Regions from separate parts of the Mus musculus genome. Here all the other regions are linked to region 1. The links are chromatin loops, found by intact Hi-C in ENCODE. Cell type or tissue: heart. All regions are shown on one strand. Region 1 overlaps Cfap44 (cilia and flagella associated protein 44). Region 2 holds the start of Nepro (nucleolus and neural progenitor protein). Region 3 has its middle 16 kb from the start of Gm30445.

What was found. Peaks named below come from ENCODE experiments on the same cell type or tissue, not always from the same donor. Only the 100,000 strongest peaks of a DNase experiment are listed, where the experiment ranks them.
Region 2: it touches region 1 in a loop (5-fold over the local background); 17 of 42 quality-filtered maps call a loop at or near these places.
Region 3: it touches region 1 in a loop (5-fold over the local background); 33 of 42 quality-filtered maps call a loop at or near these places.

What each region holds. Positions count from the first base shown.
Region 1 is chr16:44,478,520-44,482,519 of GRCm38, reverse strand. It overlaps Cfap44 (cilia and flagella associated protein 44), which reads right to left. Exons shown (of 35, transcript NM_001033247.1): 33 at 3,455-3,615; 34 at 2,546-2,680; 35 at 92-1,279. The coding sequence ends at 1,088. Among named protein-coding and RNA genes, the nearest start is that of Gm30064, 50 kb to the left of the region's middle. In heart, a CTCF peak has its summit at 1,841 (motif pointing left); no DNase peak of the experiment used is centred here; H3K4me3 peaks cover 533 bases.
Region 2 is chr16:44,723,878-44,727,877 of GRCm38, reverse strand. It overlaps Nepro (nucleolus and neural progenitor protein), which reads right to left and starts at 3,577. Exons shown (of 9, transcript NM_145972.4): 1 at 3,410-3,577; 2 at 696-850. The coding sequence starts at 3,515. In heart, a CTCF peak has its summit at 1,857 (motif pointing left); DNase peaks (open chromatin) are centred at 1,847, 2,387 and 3,357; H3K4me3 peaks cover 2,108 bases; H3K27ac peaks cover 1,636 bases.
Region 3 is chr16:44,703,090-44,707,089 of GRCm38, reverse strand. No RefSeq gene overlaps it. Among named protein-coding and RNA genes, the nearest start is that of Gm30445, 16 kb to the left of the region's middle. In heart, no CTCF peak of the experiment used is centred here; no DNase peak of the experiment used is centred here; H3K27ac peaks cover 1,599 bases.

The DNA of each region.
Region 1 (4,000 bases):
GACACTCTGTGTGGAAGGGCGCAGACCTGTCTGTACATCGCTGGCGATTGTGTTCTCAGATGTGCAGTACAGAAACTCAGTAAGGACTCTTCAGCACAGCCCTCTGCCATAGCAGGGGCTTCTGGTAACAATTCACCTGGGAAATCAAAGTGTCACCGCTGGAGGGACACGACACCGAGTGTCAGGGAGATCAAGCTGTGAGGGGTGCAGCCATGAATTTCAATAAACCCTTCCCTGAGCTGGAGACTGCACTCTTGAGTTTAAAATGTCACCCACAGTCAAAAGCGACTGACTGTAAGAGTTAGAACCTAGGAGAGATGAAAATCTATTTTCTTCCCTTGTCTGGATCGGAACCAGGAAAGACTCAGGTGAAGCCTGACAGAAGGTAGAATTCTGCTGGAGCCGCCGAGAGCCGCTAGAGCAAAGCTTCCCTGACTGAGTTGTTTTGGAAAACGTGAGCCTCGGAATTGAGGAGTTTTCAGAAACTGGGTAAATCAGGGAGTCGCCTCTGCCAGCCCAACGCGAGCTGTTTCCCCGCGTCTGTCTGCATTTCCTCAGTCCCGAGCTTTGTGAAGTCAACAATAGCAACGCTTGCGTTTGCGTTTCGTATTCTAAGTTCTTATTGGCAGGATGGTTTGCCTTTTCTCTTATGTCCTTTCACAGACTGTTTAACACAAACAGTTTATTTTCTAAAGATCCAAGGACTAAGAAAAGGACGTTTCCTCATGGGTTGCTGAATAATAGTTTTTCTTGCCAATGGCTACATATTCGGAATACCAGAGAAACAGATTACTCTTCTGAAAACACATCTAACAGCTTGCTCTCTTGCAACCACGGGACTCGGCCTTCTTCATATCCAACCTAGGGTGAAAACGTCTAACTGGTCTCCTCAGCACAGTCACAAGTACAGTACAGGTCAGCGTCCCGGTGATTTCTAACCTGGGGAAATATTAAGTCACGGGGCAGGACCCCTTTTTTTAAGTTCACACTACGGTTCACTTTAAAGCGAGAGGATTGTTGTGGGTGACGGGGAAGTAGATCGGTGAAGTCCACTGGGCCTCTTGGTGGAAATGAGACGACGGCAACCTTAAGTGTCCATGGGCTTCATCTCGTTCTTTGGCTTGGGGGTGATAGGCGGGAGGAGGAGCCCCCCCTTCTTCCGCAAAAGCTCAATCTCTTCTTTTAAGGCCGTGATCTTCTCTAACTGGGTTTGGACCAGTTCGGTGACCTTCTGCTTTGCCACTATATCGGCTTTCCGAAGGCCCTGGAAGGCGTTTCCCTATTTGGGGAAAAATAAAATTAAAAGACAAACAGACCTCCTCTCTTCCAGCATATTACTTTTTACACATCCGCTAAAGCCTCACGCTTAAAACACGTGCCTTTGAACAACTTTTCAAATTCAACCTTGCTTTGGAAGTAGTTTAAACGATCTATCCATCCTTCTCCACTTGGAGGCTCATCACTGGGTCCCAGGTACGGTGCAAAGACAAGGTAGGGGGACCTAAGATAGGAGAGGAGCCCTTCACACTGGGGTCTAGCTGAAACTTCTCACCAGCTAAGAGTCAAGGAGTCCAGCACAATTGAAATCTGCTCTGATCTGCTCTGAAGGTTGCCTTCGTCAAGGCACCATCCCTTTTATGGAGATTTCAAGTACAAACGTTAAGATATCCATGAGCTACGCATAAAGTCGGTGAACACGTGACCTTGGGGCATAGTCTTTCCTCATTCCTAGCTGAAAGCCTGTGATTTTTGGCAGGCTTACAAATTAGACTGTATAAACTTCACTTACAGTTTAAAAAAAAAAAAAAAAAGTCCGCTCCTGTGTGCCACCTTGTGGCCCATGGTTTTCTCTGCCTGGACTCTCATTTTACATTGCGAATAAGTTCCCAGCTGATTATGAATAAGTTCCCAGCTGATGCAGGTATAGTTCCTCAGGGGACCATAATTTGAAAACACTTGGTTTAAATTACTTCCAGGATTCTTAAAGAAACTATAAATGGCAGGGCAGGAGGACTAAGAAAGATGACTGATTTTTTTCCCCAGACACTATAGAAGATGCTGAACTACTAGAGGACAAGACTCACTTTGGTGACCATGCACTAAATAAGTGTTGGAACCCATCACATACTCTGTAGTAAGTACATTCATAGGCTCAATATGGATTCCATAGTGACAAGTTGAAACCCTCAGAAAAAAAGAATCTAGCAAGCATTCAAGATGCCCACTTCCTGTCAAGTAAAAATAAACATATTGAAAGTGGACCCTGACACCAGCCAGATTCAGGGAGTGCACTGGCGTCTTTATTTGTGCTTGCTACCTTACTCTCCAAGACTGAGGTAAAGTGCATTGGTGAGTATTCATATGCGTTCGTGGCGCACAAGAGGCATTTGATGAAGCTAGTCCCCTCTGGAAGCCGCTCTCGAGTGCCCAGTAGTCAGCATCCAGGGGCAGATGGCCTGGCAGTGGTCCACGCTCCAGGTCTGTTGAAGCACCAGTGCGTTGCCGGGCTTTGGGTTCTGCGGAGGGCTGGAAGGAAAGCACTTACCTGCTGGTTCTGGAGAGTGTTCAACCTGGAATCAAGTTTCTTCTTCTCGAGGCACAGGTCGTTCATCTGGTGAAGCTTTTTGGTGTGTTCCTTCGTCTTCATCATCAGGTCCCAGCGCACTTGAGCGATCTTCTCCTACCGAGGAGAGAAGGCAGGGAAAAAAAAATGGACTAAGTGAATTTGGAGAGGAAATAGAGAAAAATGAGCATCCCGTTCGGTCAAATCTACAGGGACATAGCTCAAAGGAAGAGTGCTTTCCAAACATACATTAGGTTTTGGGTTCAATACTTAAAGCTAGAGAAAGGAAATTAAATTTATAGCCAATCATGCAAAGGGAACACTGTGGGTACGTGAAAATATAATCTGAAGCCAGTATGAAAATGTAAATGGAAACTATTGTATTGAGTCTGGTTTGATTAAAGAAAAAAAAATGCTTGCTGCCGTGCCTAATGGCTTGAATTCCATTGTCAGGACCCACTTGGTAGAAGTTGACAACCAACTCCTGTAAGCTGTCCTCTGACCTTCGCGGATGCACTGTCACGATGTATGCACATACACAGAACTACATAGGCGTAATTTATTAATGGTGCTGGAGATTGAACCCGGGACCTTGCAGGAGCTAAGCAACTGCTGTCATCACTGAGCCTCAACCCCCCAAGCCCTAAATGTGTTTTCTAATTTCCAAACTGGAATAGGAGGCCAAAGCTATTAAGCAGAGCAACGGGGATTCTCGGGGAACAAAGGTTTCATGTCCAATACCATGGGCATACATACTTTAATGCATTGCTTGGCTCTTCAAGACAGACAAGTCTCCCTAGTAAAGGAGCGAGACAGGCCCCTGGGTGCTGCGCAGAAGCCCCACCAGGACTTTATAACTCCTCCTCCGATGGCCTCGTCCCTCCCCCTTACCTCCCACATCCTTAGCTCCTTTGCGTTGGATAGCTCCTTCCGAAGCTTTTTGATCTTCAGTTCTTCAAGGGTTGTGTTAACAGAAAGGGTCTGGAGGGCTTCCAGATCGATCACGCGGCCAAACTTGCTGATCATCAGCTCCCGGACAGTTTCTTCCATTTCTGAAAAAGACAGTCACGGCCTCAGTCTCCGCAACAGCTCCGAGCCAAACGAACAAAGCCGTCGCTAGAAGGGCCAAAGGGCCGCTTTTGCAAGTACAATACGATTTTTCTGTTGTTCCCCCTGAGGATGCTTGCCTGCTGCTTCACTTACTGAAGATGCTGGTTCACAGACAGCCTTTTTCATTTTAAAACCTTGTGTAAAATGGACACGCATTCCCCTAAGTGGCTTGCAACCTCTGATCGTCTTCCCGCCTCAATTACCAGCTGTCTCCAACTAAAGTATTAAGTTATCTGATTTTTCTAATTGAGATCTACAGGACCTAATATTAAGAATGGAGCAGACACTTTCGGGAACTTTCCATCCGAGATGGTTGGTATGTGCTTA
Region 2 (4,000 bases), 250 kb before region 1:
TACCTAAGTGGCCACATGAACGGTACATGCAGAAGCCAGCTTCAGCAGCTCTCTGCCATGTTACAGTCCTGGAGCTCAAAGTCACAGTGTTTTCTTAATCTAAAATGTACATGAAACCATTCTACACCACAACTTACCATAAACCCACTTACACCAGCACACTGCTGATTAGATTATGACTCCAAAGGAGTAAACCACAACCCTAAACCACAACTGTTTTCTTTTTTAAGATTTTAGGGTTTAAATTAGTTTACTTTTGAACTAGGCAAAGGCACTGTTAGACTGTACATAGAGAAAGTTAAACTGGAAAGAATCAAAATACACTTGTTTGCTTGCCTGCTTGCTTGTTTCATTTGAGACAAGGTCTCTCTACATTGCCCTGGCTGTGCTGGAACTCACTACATAGACCAGACTGGTCTCAAACTCATAGAGATCCACCTACCTCTGTCTCCAAGTGCTGAGATTAAAGATGTGAACCACCACACCCAGCTTTGAAACATGCTCAATTATAAATTACTTTTTGAAATGATTTTGGAAAAATCAAAGACCAAAAAAGCTAAAATGTAATTGTATCTTAGAGGCTGAAACATCAAAACAATATATGAACTTTGCATGAGTAACAAACTAGTAAGTGGCAGTGTGAGCCTCATGTCCCTCAGTACCCGGCTATATGTGGAGCACAGAGCTCCCCTCACCTGTCTGAGGGCCAAATGGGGCTTGTGGTGGCCCAACCTGTTGTGATTGCTGTAGAGAACTGAGCATAACACATCTACTTCCGCATCCAAGGTCTGGCTCTTGAGTGACTGTGTGACAAGGTGGCACCCTTTAGTGACAGCTGCAGTGCAGATATCTAAAGCAGAGACAGTTAAAACGAGACTCAGTATGCAATCCTATACTTACTGCACCCACCGGATGAGAAACACACTAAAACAGTCTACCTCATTTGCTTTAAAGAACTCAAAACACAAACTGGCCTCAACTATAAAAATTAAGGATTCTACGAAAGACACTGGAAAAATGAGGGCAGGTGATCAATAAGGGAACATGTGTTAAATATTAACATGTGTCTGTCTTTACATCACTTTTTACCGTGACTGTGAGTAATAGACTGCTTTTACAGCTATCATTTGGTGTGCACTTACACCCCGAATATCAAAAAGCCTGGCCATGTTCCATCTATCTATAAACCCCTCACTTTGCTCTGCAGGTGAGCAAGACAGCATGCATACAATTACAGCCTTCAAAGGCAAAGGAACTGTATTTGGATACAACTTTTTTCTCTTTTTTAAGATTTACTTATTTTATGAGGACACTGTAGCTGTCCTCAGACACACCAGAAGAGGGCATCCAGCACCATTTCAGATGGTTGTGAGCCACCATGTGGTTGCTGGGAACTGAACTCGGGACCTCTGAAAGAGCAGTCTGCTCTTAACTACTGAGCCATCTCTCCTGCCCCATGAATACCACATTTTGATAAGAATATACAATACATTCAGCCCTCTACCTGTGAGCACCATCTGTGTATTCAAGCAACCTCACACTGAATATAGCCCCCCAAAATTCCATCTGTAATGTCATATTGTATAGGATTTCATAAGCAAAGTAGATAGTGTTAATGTATACAGAAAGATAGGTCCTACTGCAAATACTATCTACCATGTTATATAGACTCGAGCATGTACACATTTCTTTATAAGGAAGGATTCCTAGAGCCAATCCTCTGTGGATATCAATGGGAAACTACATCCAGAAAAGAGAAACCACCAGGGCCACTGGAAATTGTATTATGTAACTGAATGGTTATACAAATGTTTCCTAATCGGAACATGAGCAGCTGGGAAGCAGGCGTCAGGCTCCATCTGGTGGCTCAGAAAGGAAACACAAGCATTCTAAGTGAAAAGCTCTGTCCTATCTGGAGAAATTAAATCAGCTACCTGGGTGATGAGGAGTTGGTGAATTTCCCATAGTAATCTGTTTTTAAAATTGTGACTAAGGAATTAGAAAGAACTTAAAACTGCGTAGGAAAGATAGATGGGAAGAGGGGTGAGAATACTCGATAGGTTGTACTTAGTTAACAATTACCAAATGTGTCTGTAATGACAGCTACGGTCATTTGACTGTCAAACCAGGCACTGTTACAAATGCTTCGTGGTATCAACCTTTTCATTTCCCCAATATGGCCAAGAAGCTGGTACTATTTTTTATCCCCATTTTTGACTGGGGTAAAACCTGTCTTAGAAATAACAAAAAGTAACTGACAGTCATAGGACCAAAAGCAGCTTCAAAAACAAAAAGTTGGATGTAACCGTGAAAACTACAGTATTTCGTAGCTGTGTCTCCCGGTAGCTGAATGTCCCTTCGTGATTAAACATCCTTCAAGCTTAGGTAGGCTGCTCTCGCTCTGGCGCACACCTTTAATCCCAGCACTGGGGAGGCAGAGGCAGGGGGACTTCTAAGTTCAAGGCCAGCCTGGTCTACAGAGTGAGTTCCAGGAAAGCCAGGGCTACACAGAAAACTCAGTCTCAAAAAACAAAAACAACAACAAAAAACTAAGGCAACCCAGGTATTAACTCACAATTCGAAAGACCCCCACCTCATTATAATATTTAGGTTTGAATATTTTATTACGTTTTGGGGGGGTCGGGGTTGTAGCACAGCATTAAATCCAGGGGGAGATGTAGAACATATTACTTGCAGAAGTTGGTTCTCGCTTTTTACCACGTGAATCCTGAGAATCCTCATTTCGGCTTGGCCATACGCATGGGCCCATCTTTTCGTCCCACCCACCCAATAGGCTTTTCTAAAGGATCATGGGAAGAACGTTCCAAACGAGAGCCGGCCCGTGATTTGGGAGCGGGTAAATCAAATCGCCCGATCCCTCTTATATGGTTAACACCTCCACAGCATATATACTAACAAACTAAATTAAAACTCACAACACAGACCCCACCCCCACACACATCTCTTTGCGAGTCCCTGTTTTCTAAACAAACTGCTCTAACTATCTCATTTTTCCCCACTTGAGAAGAACCGAGAGACCAGAGTAACTCCCTCGCCCAGTAAGGGGAAAACGAGCTCTTGTATTTTAGAGACAAGCCGGAGGTCCGAAGCCCCGGCGTACGGTACTTGGGTGACAGCCCCGATCCTTGGGGACAGCACAGGACCCAGGCAGCGTTTGGGGGCTACACATGCAGGGCCGGGACTAGTCGTGCTCTCCTGTTCCAGCACAGTCACGGCGAAGCCCAGGCGCTTGCCAGCAATCCTCATGCCACACTATCCAGGCCGGACCTTCCGCCTGGCGCTCCCCTTCCCGGCGTGCCCCGCGCTCAGGAAGTCCCACCCCGTCCCACGTGAGCCCGCCCGCCGGTTCCCGGAGACACGCTAGGACTTCCTTGCCGGCCACACTCACCCAGGGTGGCGCTGGGGTCCCGCACGGTCAGCGTGCTGCAGTTCCCCGCCTGGGGGATCCTCACGCGGTTCCACGGCTCCGCACCCGGCCGCACCGCAGCGGCCATCTCGAGCGGCGTGGGAGGGCCGGGGAAGGCCGAGCGGAGCGTGAGCGAGTTGAGCGGCCTGGGCAGGAGAGGGAGGGAGGGAGGGGACGAGGGCGGAGCGGGGCGGGCCGGAGGTGTGGGGCCCGCCCCGGGGCGGAGTCACGGCCCGTTAGACCCGCTGGGAAAGGAGAAACGTGTTAGAGTATTCTGAGGCTCCTACATTTTTAGAGCAACTTCGAAGCTATGCATTTTACTGATGGATCCGAGTGAGGCCCAGCCTTTTAACTCTTACTCGGATATTTTGAAAAGAAGAACTCGCATCATATCAGCAAATGTGACATTCGTCACGTAGTCACGATTTATTTGGAGTAGTCAAGGAAAACTATATAGCTTGGATATAGCTCAACTTCAATAATTACAAAAAACCCAGAGGTTGTCTTGACCACCCATTATCACCGTCATTTTCTCCGACAAAATATTCCAGGCTCTGCTGGTTCTGATCACTG
Region 3 (4,000 bases), 220 kb before region 1:
CTTAAGACTTATTTTATCTGTGTATGTGTGTAGCATGTATTTGCAGATACCCACAGAGGCCAAAAGAGGGTGTCATATCATCTAAAGCTATAGTTACGGTAGGTTGTGAACTGTCTTAACATGGGTGCTGGGAACTGAATCCAGGTCCTCTCTATGAGTTGTAAGTGATCTTAATCACTGACTCATCTCTCTGCCCCCATAATGCTTAAGCTGTAAGAATCTTATAGAGAAATGTTCTTTTGCCATTTGCTAGAATTATTATTTTTAATAAATTAATGAGACTAATTAAAATATTTTTACCTTTCCAGAAAGCTTCCCTATATTATTTTCCTTCAATTTAGCATCCTCTATCCATCTATCTATCTATCTATCTATCTATCTATCTATCCATCCATCCATCCATCCATCCATCCACCCACCCACCCACCCACCCACCCACCCACCCACCCATCCATCCATCCATCCATCCATCTATCTATCTATCTATCTATCTATCTATCTATCTATCTGCCTATCTGTCTCTTTTCTTTCTTTTTCTTACTGATTTCTCACTTTCTTTTTAGAGTTTCTAAACCCTGGTACCATTCACATTTTGATGGAAGTCTGTTTTGATATCCTGTTCATTGAAGGACATACAATGTCTTTCTGGCTTTTACCCTAGCTGTGCCCACTTAAAAACATGTGGAGACACTGTCAAAAAAGTCCCCTGAGGGACAAAGTTGACTCCCCATGAAGAACCACAGTGGTGCAAACCTCCCTCCATTGATAATTGCTTCCAGCTCTATTCAAGGGCTCCTGCTATGAACACACTTGCAGGTGCCCTCCCCTTCTAACACACATATTTGCACTTCCTCCTGTTTCCTTACCCAAAACACAGTGCTTTCCCCCTTTGCACTGACACGCTCATGCTTACACCTTACATCCTGATCAAATGCTGCCCTATACATCTTCCTTTGCATTCACACCAACTCAACTCTGCCCCCCTCAAGCTGCCACAGGCACTGTCCATGACTTTACTTGTGTTAGTTGTATTCACATATAACTTTCCAACAGAGAATGAATTCACCCTTCATCCCCGAGGGCCTGTACATTCCTACCCTGCCAAGACTGGACTCCTGCGTGTGTGTGTGTGTGTGTGTGTGTGTGTGTGTGTGTGTGTGTTTGTCTATGTGTGTCTGTGTGCCTCTGTGTTTGTCCTAACAAATATACACAGTACTCGTCTGAAGTAAATGTTTTTGTTGAAGCATAAGCCAAAGCCTCACTTTCTGCTACTGACTGTGTTTTCTATGGAATATGGGGATTTTAGAATTCATCAAGTAAACCAGTTTTAGTTAGTTTAGACTATACTCTTTTTTTTTTTCTCCAGCAAAATCTAGATTCCTTCCTATCTTTCCAAGCATGCCTAGTACAGCCCATTGTGGAAATAGTTTCTCCTTATTCATATTCACCTCAAATGCTAACTCCATTCTTTAGAACACCACACACACACACACACACACACACACAATCTCTTTCTTCTGAAAGCATTTTGGTTTTCTCCCTTCATCTCTGCTAAGTCCCTATTGTTTTTAATCTTCACTTTAGGTTCCACTTTTCTCCTTCCTCTTAGACCTGAAGCTCTTTAGAATGGCTTAAGGGGAGTAGACACTGAGTGAGAATTGGCTGAGTTGTAGAAAGAGCAGAGGTGGCCTTAAAAGACTCAGTTAATAGAAAAATACAGAAAGGCCCAGAGCCTTTGGCAAGTTCTGTGAATCCATGTAAGCCAGGAAAAATGAATATGTACCACCAGGCATTTCTCAGTAGCCACCAGACAGAAGAAACCATTACTTTTATAACACTAACAAAGCAGGATTTGGGACATAATTGGGAAAAGGGACAAAGGTGAGAGAAAGAGGAACAAGGAGTAAGAAATGTCATTAGATCTTGAGTCTGAGGGCCAGAGTCAACACTCATTCTTCAAAGTGTAAAGGTCTGCGGCAGAACATACTGAGTCCTGCACTTGAGAATGAATTCGCCCTTCCTCCCTAGAAGGTCACAGTAACAGCTGCCTGTTCGATGCAGTGCTCAGAGAAGCTCTTCAGCTTCAGAACTGGGGGGTTGAAGGTCTAGAGCTTAGATCAAGGGACAGTACAGGGTGATCTTGGGGTATCGTCAACTTGAACAGAATAGGAGCTGATGCAGCAGGAGGAGCTGCCCACAGCACTGTGGAAAACATGAAGAACTGTGACCTTTGAGGATTTCAATGACATGGATGGAGATGAAAGCTGGAGAAGGGTCATGGGCTTGTTGATCTGGAGGATCCTTGGGGAGTTGAGATTCCATGTGGTGGGCATGGAGTGCTGGGAGCAAATGTGTTAGGAGATCAGGAGTTAAGGATCAAGGAGACTACAATGGCTGCAGCAGAGGAGTTTCCTCAGTGTATGAGTAGGAAGCCTTGGGCACCTTCATAGCTTCAGGGGAGGGCGGGGATGGGAAGCCTCTGTTTGTTTTGAGTTTTTGCAAGACTGGAAGTTGTTTGTTGACACAAGGAAAGGAGTTGGAAAGCCAAAGAGCTTGAAGCTATGGGACAGAATCTGTAACAAGGGAGGCTTCTAGAAGGTGAGGTGGGCTGGGGCTCTCCGAGAAAAGGCTGCTTTTAGAGGGAGTACAGGCATCTTCCTCTATGAGAGAAGAGGAGAAACAGATAGATGTGACGAACGGTATAACTAAAACAAAGATGGGGTGCCTCACGTCTAAAGGTGATCACACTCTTGAACAAGAGGCTAGGATTTGTTTCTCTGTGTGTGCCGAAGCCACAGTGTTGGTCAGTCTGTCTCTCCACCAAGCTGATCCTGAAGCAAATATCTCAGGGAACTGATGAGGGATGAGTTAAAGGACCCGGGAACAACAGTGAGGCTCCAGGATTTCCTTCAGGTGACTTGCTCCCCTACCCCCACCCCTGCCCCGCACCCAACCTGCCAAAAACAAAGAAACAAAACCAAACCAAACAAAATCTACCCAATCATCCTTTCTCAACAGACTCAAATATCCCCTTCTCTGACTATCCAAGCAAAAACCAGAGGAGTCATTCCCCATCACCTCCTGCACACACACACACACGCACCTTTATAACATTTGAAAAGGGTGACATTCTTTCTGACCGCCGATTCTCCCACTGTTCCTGAGTTTCTCCAAATTCCCAGCATCTGGCTCCATGCCTAACATGCATTTAGCTGCTCAAATAGTGAATGAATGAAAGAATAAACTCATGAGTGAATGGTATTTCCCTGTTGGTAGAAGCTGGTTTCAGCTTATGGGGCCATTCACTCGAGCAGAGAGAGTCCCAGAGAGAACCTGGGCCTCTTTTCTGTCAACACTAAACAGAAGAGCAGCACACATGGGCCAAGAGGTGAGTGCACATGAGAGCAAAAACAGCCAGGCATCTGTCCTGAGACACAAATGGCTTCCTCCAGAGCTGGGAGCTGTGCTAAGCTGCAGAAAGAGTGGGAGGCCAGGGGTGAGGGGGAAAAGTAACAGGCTCAAAGACAATTTTAGATCGGGCCTGCACTGATTTCCTGATTTTCTAAACCAGAGAGTATGCATGCAGTCCAGCAGGCAGCGCCCTGCAAATGCACTTACTGTAAAAGAATCCGTATGACTTTTGTTTAAAAGAATGTCTGTTTTGAATCTGTCTTTCTAGCATAGTCTTGCCTTAAAAAAAAAAAAAAACACCCACAGCTCTGTAAAGTCCTGTTTCAGGTGAAATTCAGTGAACTTACCATAAACAAATAATAGCAACAACCAGGGGTCCAGTTTAATAACCCTCCACTCTGTCCTCTGAGTGCTCTTCCTTCCCAACTCTCTAGGGATGGGTAGACTTATTCCTGCTCAACAGACAAGGAAATTGAGGCAAGGGGTTCAGAAGGGAGTGGCCTAAGATGACTGCACTGGGTCAAGATTTTTTTTTGTTTTAAAGTCAGGGTCTCATGTAGTCCAAGTTCACTTCAAAGTTAATACATAG